Regions from separate parts of the Mus musculus genome. Here region 2 is linked to region 1. Evidence: chromatin loops called from intact Hi-C (ENCODE). Cell type or tissue: left cerebral cortex. All regions are shown on one strand. Each heading gives the region's core, and the rest is flanking DNA. Links, peaks and the distances in the headings are about the cores only.

Evidence for each region. Peaks named below come from ENCODE experiments on the same cell type or tissue, not always from the same donor. Only the 100,000 strongest peaks of a DNase experiment are listed, where the experiment ranks them.
Region 2: a loop joins it to region 1, with 5 times the contacts of the local background. A loop is called at or near these places in 2 of 42 quality-filtered maps.

What each region holds. Positions count from the first base shown.
Region 1 is chr17:53,914,906-53,920,294 of GRCm38, reverse strand. No RefSeq gene overlaps it. Among named protein-coding and RNA genes, the nearest start is that of Sult1c2, 72 kb to the right of the region's middle. In left cerebral cortex, for the core only: no CTCF peak of the experiment used is centred there; no DNase peak of the experiment used is centred there.
Region 2 is chr17:53,714,309-53,719,697 of GRCm38, reverse strand. 4932415M13Rik (RIKEN cDNA 4932415M13 gene) reads right to left here and starts at 3,189. Exons shown (of 8, transcript NR_073205.1): 1 at 3,128-3,189. In left cerebral cortex, for the core only: no CTCF peak of the experiment used is centred there; no DNase peak of the experiment used is centred there.

The sequences.
Region 1 (5,389 bases), core at 269-5,268:
CACCTTTTGTTGAAAATGCTGTCTTTTTCTATTGGATGATTTTAGCTCATTTGTGAAAGATCAAGTGACCACAGGTGTGTGGGGTCTTTTCTGGGTCTTCAATTTTATTCCATTGATCTAGTGCCCGTCACTGTACCAATACCATGCAGTTTTTGTTTTTTTTTTTTTAAATCACTGTTGCTCTGTAGTACAGTTTGAGGTCAGGGATGATGTTTCCCCAGAAGTTCTTTTATTGTTGAGTATAGTTTTTGCTATCCTGGGTTTTTTGTTATTCCAGATGAATTTTTAAATTGTTCTTAAAAAAGAAATAAAATTGCTCTTTTTAACTCTGAGAACACATGCTCCACTATGTTCATAGCAGCCTTATTTATAATAGCCCGAAACTGGAAAGAACCCAGATGCCCCTCAACAGAGGAATGGATACAGAAAATGTGGTACATTTATACAATGGAGTACTATTCAGCTATTAAAAAGAATGAATTTATGAAATTCCTAGGCAAATGGATGGACCTGGAGGGCATCATCCTGAGTGAGGTAACACAATCACAAAATAACTCAAATGATATGTACTCACTGATAAGTGGATATTAGCCCAGAAACTTAGTATAGCAAGATAAAGATACAATTTGCAAAATACATGAAACTGAAGAAGAACGAAGACCAAAGTGTGGACACTTTGCTCCTTCTTAGAATTGGAAACAATCACCCATGGAAGGAGTTACAGAGACAATGTTTGGAGCTGAGACAAAAGGAGGGACCATCTAGAGACTGCCATATACAGGGATCCATCCCATAATTAGCCTCCAAACGATGACACCATTGCATACACTAGCAAGCGTTTGCTGATAGGACCCTGATATAGCTGTCCTTGTGAGACTAGGCCGGGGCCTAACAAACACAGAAGTGGATGCTCAGAGTCAGCTATTGGATGAATCACAGGGCCCCCAATGGAGGAGCTAGAGAAAGTATCCAAGGAGCTAAAGAGATCTGCAACCCTGTAGGTGCAACATTATGAACTAACCAATACCCCAGAGCTCTTGACTCTAGCTGCATATGTATCAAAAGATGGCCTAGTCAGCCATTACTGGAAAGAGAGGCCCATTGGACACACAAACTTTATATGCCCCAGTACAGGGGAATGCCAGGACCAAAAAATGGGAATGGGTGGGGAGGGAAGTGGGGGGGGGAGGATTTGCGGGACTTTTGGGATAGCATTGGAAATGTAATTGAGGAAAATATGTATGAAAAATATTAAAGAAAAAAAAAAGAATGGCTACTCCAGCCTGTTTCTTGGGACCATTCGGCTGGAAAATTGTTGTCCAGCTATTTCTTCTGAGGTATTATCTGTCTTTGAGGTGGGTTTCCTGTATGCAACAAAATGTTGGTTCTTATTTACATAGCCAGTTTGTTATTCTATGTCTTTTTATTGAGGAATTCAGTCCATTGATGTTAACAGATATTAAGGAAAAGTAATTGGTGCTACCTGTTTTTTATTATTATTGTTAGAGTTGGAAATATATTTCTGTAGCTATCTTTATTTTGGTTTGTTAAAGGAAGATTATTTTCTTGCTATTTTTAAGGCATAGTTTGCCTCTGTATGTTGGAGTTTACACTTTATTATTCTTAGTATGGCAGGATTTGTTTAAAGATATTGGGTAAATTTGTTTTTGTCATGGAATATCTTTGTTTCTCCATCTATGGTAATTGACAGCTTTGCCCAGTGTAGTAGTCCAGGCTGGCATTTGTGTTTTCTTAGGGGCTGTATGACATCTTCCCAGGATCTTCTAGCTTTCATAGTCTCTAGGAGAAGTCTGTATAATTCTAATAGGTCTGCTTTTATATGTTACTTGACCATTTTCCCTTACTGCTTTTAATATTCTTTCTTTGTTTTGTGCATTTGATGTTTTGATTATTATGTGACAGGAGAAATTCCTTTTCTGGTTCCATCTATTTAAGTTCTGTAGGCTACTTGTGTGTTCATGGGCATCTCTTTCTTTAGGTTGGGGAAGTTTTCTTTTATAATTTTGTTGGAGATGTTTACTGGTCCTTAAATTTGGGAATCATTGCTTTCTTCTATATCTTTATCCTTAGGTATGGTCTTCTCATGGTGTCCTAGATTTCCTAGATATTTTGGGTTAGGAGTTTTTTACATTTTGAATTTCCTCTGACTGCTGTTTCAATGTTTTCTATGGTATCTTCTGCACCTGAGATTCTTGTATTCTGTTCATAATGCTCATGTCTATGACTCCTGACCTCTTTCCTAGGCATTCTATCTCCAGAAATGCCTCCATTTGTGATCTCTTTATTCTTTCTACTTCCATTTTAAGATCCTGGGTGGTTTTGCTCAATTCCTTCAACTGTTTGGTTATGTTTTCCTGTAATTCTTTAAGGGTCTTTTGTGTTTCCTCTTTAATGGCTTCTACCTATTTACTTGTGTTCTCCTGTATTTCTTTAAAGGAATTATCTATGTTCTTAAAGTCCTCTATCAGCATCATGAGAAGTAGTTTTAAATCCAATTTTGCTTTTCTGGTGTTTTGGGGTATGAAGTACTTGCTGCTATGGGAGAACTGTATTCTGATGATGCCATGTAGACTTGGTTTCTGTTGGCAAAATTCTTGTGCTTGCATTTTTCCATCTTGTTGTCTCTGGTTTTAGTTGGTCTTGCAGTCTCTGGCATGAGCTTGTCCCTCCTGTGTTCTTGAAAGCTTGTGGTGAGCACTCCTGGATGACCAGCTCTCCTCTGCACAGGACCTGTACGCAGAGGTGTGTAACTGCTCCTCTTTCTTGGTGCAGATGGAGGCTGGAAGGACCCTGTCCCAGCTCTTCCACTGCCCCTGTGCACTCCTGTCTGCTCCCCAAGAGTGTAACTCCTGTGTCAAAAACTTTAGGTGTTCATCATGATACCATGTGGCCACTGTGTGTGTTTCCTGGAGGTTGGAGTTAATCTCCTTAGCTCCCAGAAGGTCTTTTGGTGTTACATTTCTGAAGGTGAAACTACAAAACATAATTCCTGACTGATACTCATTGTCAGAGTATCTTAATTTTGTCTCACATGGTAAACTATAAGTGTGGTAGGAGGCACAGTTTCTCGGTCCAGGTCTGTTGATAGGAAGATGTTTCTAGTCATATGTTCCCAGAGCTATTGCCAGGACAGCAACAAGCCTATCCAGGCCAAGCTTGTGCCAGCAGTCAGAGGCCACTGGGCAAACCCTCCATGTGTCTACCTCCTGAATGAACACAGGAAAGTAGATGGGCTTGCTGCATGCCTATTTTGAGTCTCAGGAGAGCAGCAAAGCTGAACTTGCTGTTCTCTGTGTAGGCAGGAGGGCTTCTTCCTGGGGAATACAGGAATTTGTACAAACTTGTTCATTTCTCTAGAATGCACTCTGTCTTTCCTCACATAGGTAGATAATTTCTTATGTATCTTCCTTGTTAATGTGTCCTGAGAGAGTCACAAATAGTTTAGACATATTCCAACATCACAGTCTCTTAAAAAATCACAGAAGAGAATCGGTGGTTGCTCCTTTGTGTTGCTATACTGATGATTTTGAAGAAAATATGTTAGAATACCAAGGGTTCTCATGCTGGTGAAAGCAAAATCCAAGTAAGCAGAGAACAAGGGAAAAGTTTTACTAACTGTAGCAAGTAAGAGGATTGAATGGGCCTTGTTTGGATTGCAAAGTCTTCCTGGAATAGGGAACATGTACATATTTTCAGATATGCCATTAATATCATGAGTATGATCATTTAAGGAGCATAACTCTATTAAACGCTGACAGTTTCAAGTTATAGATCCCATGATTTTTAGAGTTAAATGAGAAGAGGGCATGGGGAGAGAAAGACAGACTGCTTGACTGTGCAGTTCATGGCAACTAGAATGGAACTTTACCCTGACTGAATAGAGAAACATGCTTAAGATTGCACTAATGTTACTTAGAAAAGACAGGACATGTCAGAGCGATTGTGGGATTGGAAATGCCAGGTAACCAACTGCACAGCTACGCTGATCTGCATGGCATTGGTAGCTCCCATTATGTTGAATTATGCCCCCTGTAAATCTGAGGCTAAACAAACTCTTCCTCCTACAAGTAGATCCTTGCCTGCATTTGATCACAACTGTGAGAATACTTAGTATTATAGAAGTTGGGGGCAAGAATGTCAGAAGAAATATATTTTAAAATACTGTGGGGTTTTGAAGAGCTGTCTTGGTCTCTTGCATGTGACATCATAATGAGACTTTGCAAGGAATGTTGGATACCAACCAATAGCAAGCTGCTGCCAAGGTTGCGTTTGTCCTTGTGCTTCAGACAGAGGCAGTTGGTTGGTGGGAGAGCAGTTGAACTCTGTTGTTTCTCACAAACTTGGCCTTTTCCCAACTTGTTGGATCTGGATTTAGTGAGTTATATTTGTTTTCTAGGTTTTCAGTTTGGACTTTTGGCATTTAGTGGTCATTTACTTTTTATTTACATCACTTATTTGTGTTTTAACTCATGTCTGTATGCTCCTTTTCTTCATTTCAGCTGTTACTCCTTTTATCAAGTTCATTTACTTGTCCTATTTGCCTTTGTTCTTGTCAATTTTACACCTTCGGTGGTATAAACTGTACACAATGAGGAAATCATCTTGACTTCACAGAACTGCTTCTACTCTTTTGAATACTCTTTATCTGCTTTATTTCACTTCCCCACCCATTGGATGTGATAAGTCCTTCTCATTTTACAAGGTTCAGACCCACTGCCTACTCATGACCTCTAGAAAACAAAGTGTGATACTTGGGTTTGTGGATCTGGCATTTTTGTCATCACACTTCCCTAGTTCCATGTATTTTCCTGAAACGGGTATTCCACTCTAAATGGTGCCTCATGATGAAAAGATTTTGAAAGTGTGTCTTCCTTCAGTATTACAGACTACTGAAATTCTTGCCAATTCTTGCTGCTAGTTGTTGAGATTGCAATATTGTTTTGCAGTCTGTTATTTTGGCCCTTTGGATTCATGTTTGGTCTTACTTATTTCAGTTTATATTCATGTTGATGTTTATATACACAATTAGATTTTTACTTTCTTTGATTCTTCTCTCATTTAATACATCCTAACAGCGTTCTCACCTCCCTCTCTCCTCCCTCTTGTGCTGTTACCTCCTCTGTCTCCAAAATCTACTCTCCCCGTTTCCTTCAGAAAGGATCAGTCCTCCCAGAGATAGTGACCTAACATGGCAGACTAGGTAAAAGAAGATTTTATTAATAATGTTGGATTTTCTCTGAGGCTTAATTTGTACCTATGTTATCACTTTCTTCATTAATTATGACCCCATTTTTGTTTCAAGACAGGGTTTCTCTGTGTAGCCCTGGCTGTCCTCAAATTCACCCTGTAGACCAGGCCGGTGTTGAAC
Region 2 (5,389 bases), core at 304-5,303, 200 kb after region 1:
TACTCATGATATTAATGGCATATCTGAAAATATGTACATGTTCCCTGTTCCAGGAAAACTTTGCAATCCAAACAAGGCCATTCAATCCTCTTAATTGCTACAGTTAGTAAAACTTTTCCCTTGTTCTCTACTTACTTGGATTTTGCTTTCACCAGCATGAGAACCCTTGGTATTCTAACATATTTTCTTCAAAATCATCAGTGTAGCTACACACAGGACTAACCAGTGATTCTCTTCTGTGATTTTTTAAGAGACTGTGATGTTGGAATATGTCTAAACTATTTGTGCCTCTTTCAGGACACATTAACAAGCACTATACATGAGAAATTATCTACCTATGTGAGGAAAGACAGAGTGCATTCTAGAGAAATGAACAAGTTTGTACAAATTCCTGTATTCCCCAGGAAGAAGCCCTCCTGCCTACACAGAGAACAGCAAGTTCAGCTTTGCTGCTCTCCTGAGACTCAAAATAGGCACGCAGCAAGCTCATCTACTTTCCGGTGTTCATTCAGGACGTAGACACATGGAGGGTTTGCCCAGTGGCCTGTGACTGCTGGGACAAGCTTGGCCTAGATAGGCTTGCTGCTGTCCTGGCAATAGCTCTGTGAACATATGACTGGAAACAGCTTCCTACCAACAGACCTGGACCAAGACACTGTGCCTCCTACTGCACTTACAGTTAACCATGTGAGACAAAATAAAGATACTCTGACAATAAGTTTCAGTCAAGAATTATGTTTTGTAGCTTGACCTTCAGCAAGGTAACACCAAAAGACCTTCTGAGAGCACAGACAGTGGCCACATGGTATCATGATGAACCCCTAAAGTTTTTGACTAAGAAGTTACACTCTGAGGGAGCAGACAGGAGTGCACAGGGGCAGTGGAGGAGCTGGGACAGGGTCCTTCCTGCCCTCCATCTGCACCAAGGAGTTGGAGCAGTTACACAGCCCTCCGTGTACAGGTCCTGTGCAGAGGAGAGCTGGCCATCCAGGAGTGCTGACCACAGGCTTTCAGGAACACAATAGGGACAAGCTCATGCCAGAGACTGCAAGACCAACTAAAACCAGAGACAACAGATGGCTAAATTAAAGCACAAGAATTTTGCCAACAGTAACCAAGGCTACATGGCATCATCAGAATACAGTTCTCCCATAACAGCAAGTACATCATACACCAAAACAACAAAAAAGCAAAATTGGACTTAAAACCACTTCTCATGATGCTGATAGAGGACTTTAAAGACATCGATAATTCCCTTAAAGAAATACAGGAGAACACAAGTAAATAGGTAGAAGCCATTAAAGAGGAAACACAAAAGACCCTTAAAGAATGACAGGAAAACACAACCAAATGGAGGCATTTCTGGAGATAGAAAACCTAGGAAAGAGGTCAGGAGTCATAGACATGAGCATTACAAACAGAATACAAGAATCTCAGGTGCAGAAGATAACATAGAAAACATTGAAACAGCAGTCAAAGGAAATTCAAAATGTAAAAACCTCCTAACCCAAAATATCTAGGAAATCCAGGACACCATGAGAAGACCATACCTAAGGATAAAGGTATAGAAGAAAGCAACGATTCCCAAAGGACCAGTAAATGTCTTCAACAAAATTATAAAAGAAAACTTCCCCAACCTAAAGAAAGAGATGCCCATGAACACACAAGTAGCCTACAGAATTCAAATAGATTGGACCAGAAAAGGAATTTCTCCTGTCACATAATAATCATAGCACCAAATGTACAAAACAAGGAAAGAATAATAAAAGCAGTAAGGGAAAATGGTCAAGTAACATATAAAGGCAGACTTATCAGAATTATACAGATTTCTGGCTAGAGACTATGAAAGCTAGAAGATCCTGGGAAGATGTCATACAGGCCCTAAGAGAACACAAATGCCAGCCCGGACTACGAAACTAGGCAAAACTCTCAATTACCATAGATGGAGAAACAAAAATATTCCATGAGAAAAACAAATTTACCCAATATCTTTAAACAAATCCAGCCATGCTAAGAATAATAAAGTGTAAACTCCAACATACGGAGGGAAACTATGCCCTAAAAATAGCAAGAAAATAATCTTCCTTTAACAAACAAAAATGAAGATAGTTACATAAATATAATTCCAACTCTTTAACAATAAAAAAACAGGAAGCACCAATGACTTTTTCTTAATATCTCTTAACATCAATGGACTCAATTCCTCAATAAAAAGACATAGAATAACAAATTGGCTATGTAAATAAGAACCAACATTTTGCTGCATACAGGAAACCCACCTCAAAGACAGACAATACCTCAGAATAAATAGCTGGACAATAATTTTCCAGGCAAATGGTCTCAAGAAACAGGCTGGAGTAGCAATTCTAATATTGAATAAAATCGACTTTCAACCTAAACTTATCAAAAAAGTTACAGAGGGACACACTTCAAACTCATCATAGAAAAAAAATACCAAGATGAACTCAGTTCTGAATATCTATGCTCTAAATTCAGGGGCATCCACATTTATAAAAGAAACCTTACTAAAGATAAAGCACACATTGTACATCATACAATAATAGTGGGAGACTTTAACACCCCACTCTCATCAATGGGCAGATCACGGAAACAGAAACTAAACAGAGATGCAGTAAAACCAACAGAAGTTATGAAACAAATGGATTTAACAGATATCTATAAAATGTTTATCCTAAAACAAAATAATATAACATCTTCTCAGCACCTTACGGTACCGTCTCCCAAATTGACAGTATAATTGATCCAAAACAGGCCTCAACAGATAAAAGAAGATTGAAATAATCCCATGCATCCTAATACATCATCATGGACTAAAGCTGGTGTTCAATAAAAACAAAAATAATAGAACGCTCACATGCACATGGAAACGGAAAAACATTTTACTCAATGATAACTTGGTCAACCAAGAAATAAAGAAATTAAATTAAACTAGGTTAAAGGCAAACAGGACAAGTAAATGAACTTGATAAAAGGAATAACAGGTGAAATGAAGAAAAAGAACATACAGACTTAAGTTAAAACACAAACAGATAATGTAAATAAATAAAAAAATAAATGAACAAAGAGTGCCAAAAGCCCAAACTGAAAACTTAGAAAACAAACTCACTCTATCCAGATCCAACAAGTTGGAAAAAAGACCAGGTCAGTGGGAAACAACTGAGTCCAACTGCTCTCCCACCAACCAACTGCCTCTCTGAAGCACAAGGACAAACCCAGGCTTTGGCAGCAGCTTGCTATTGGTGTTGGCTTCCAAAGTCTCATTATGATGTCACATGCAAGAGACCAATGACAGCTCTGCAAAACCCCACAGTGGTTTTTTAAATTTATTTCCTCTAACATTCTTGCCCCCAACTTCTATAATGCTAAGTATTCTCATGGTTGTGATCAAATGCAGACAAGGATCTACTTGTAGGAGGAAGAGTTTGTTTAGCCTCAGATTTACAGGGGGGCATAATTCAACATAATGGGAGCTACCCATGCCTTGCACATCAGCATAGCTGTGCAGTTGGTTACCTGGCATTTCCAATCCCACAATTGCTCTGACATGTCCTGTCTTTTCTAAGTAACACTAGTGCAATCTTAAGCATGTTTCTCGACTCATCCAGGGTAAAGTTCCATTCTAGTTGCCATGAACCTCACAGACAACCAGTCTGTCTTTTTCTCCCCATGCCCTCTTCTCACTTAAGTCTAAAAAGCATGGGATCCATGACTAGAAACTATCACTGTTTAATAGAGTTATCCTCCTTCAATGATCATCCTCATAATATTAAGGGCATATCTAAAAATATGTACATGTTCCCTGTTCCGGGAAGATTTTGCATTCCAAACATGGTCCATTCAATCCTCTTACTTGCTACAGTTAGTAAAACTTCTCCCTTGTTCTCTGCTTATTTGGAGTTTGCAGTCACCAGCCTGAGAGGCCTGGATATTCTAACATATTTTCTTCAAAATCATCAGTGTAGCTACACACAGGAGCAACCATCGATTCTCTTCCATGCCTTTTTAAGAGACTGTGAGGTTGGAATATGTCTAAACTCTTTGTGCCTCTTTCAGGAGACATTAACAAGGAAGATACATAAGAAATTATCTATCTATGTGAGGAAAGAAAGAGTACTTTCTAGAGAAATGAACAAGTTTGTACAAATTCCTGTATTCCCCAGGAAGAAGCCCTCCTGCCTACACAGAGAACAGCAAGTTCAGCTTTGCTGCTGTCCTAGAATCAAAATAGGCATGCAGCAAGCCCATCTACTTTCCTGTGTTCGTTCAGGAGGTAGACACCACATGGAGGGTTTGCCCAGTGGCCTCTGACTGCTGAAACAAGCTTGGCCTAGATAGGCTTGCTGCTGTCCTGGCAATAGCTCTGTGAACATATGACTAGAAACAGCTTCCTACCAACAGACCTGGACCAAGACACTGTGCCTCCTACCACACATACAGTTTCCCATTTGAGACAAAATAAAGATACTCTGACAATGAGTTTCACTCAGGAATTATGTTTTGGAGTTTCACCTTCAGAAACGTATCAGCAAGAAGACCTTCTGAGAGCTAGGGAGATTTTCTTCATCCTCCCGTAAACACAGCCAGTGGCCACATAGTATCATGATGGAACCCTAAAGTTTCTGACTCAGAAGTTACACTCTCAGGGAGCAGACAGGAATGCACAGAGGCAGTGGAGGAGCTCCACCCCCTCCTTCCTCTAGGTCCCCTCCCTGCTGTTGTGTTTGCAGCCTGACTTTACTCCTGTATACCTCCCATCACAGAAGTCAGAGTTCACTGCATGCTGGCTCAGTTTAATCTGTGTGCTAAGGAGCTTCAGTGTGCAGAGTTTTATCAGAACCATATCTGTCTCCTCACTGGAGAGTACCTGCAAGCTGGAGGGAATTGGGGACCACTGTACACGGAATACATAGATGCTGCCACACTTTGGAAGGTTCATAGGGTTTACTTAGCCTAGAACACTGATTCAAAAAGATAAGCTCTTGAAGTCTTGCCTAACTTCATACTGGTCTATAGGTCAGGAACCATAAGTCTGCCCAGGCAGGCTTCTCTCAATCTCAAGGAATGAAGGAATGAGTCACTGACCTCTTATTACAGATCATAAAAGGAGGGTGGAGAGAGAGAGAGAGAGAGAGAGAGAGAGAGAGAGAGAGAGAGAGAGACTAAGGAATGACCTCAAAGGGAACCTGAGATAACATTGCACAGCTGATTGTCCTAAAACAGTTGAAGAACAAGGTTTGAAACAGGGTTTGCATCTTCATTCACATCTATGTCTTGATATTCATTCTGCCACTGGGTTGTTACTGCATTTGTATTGGGTTCCAGAGCCATGATCATGAGAGTGCGTACAACTTAGCAGAGGAAGTCTGTC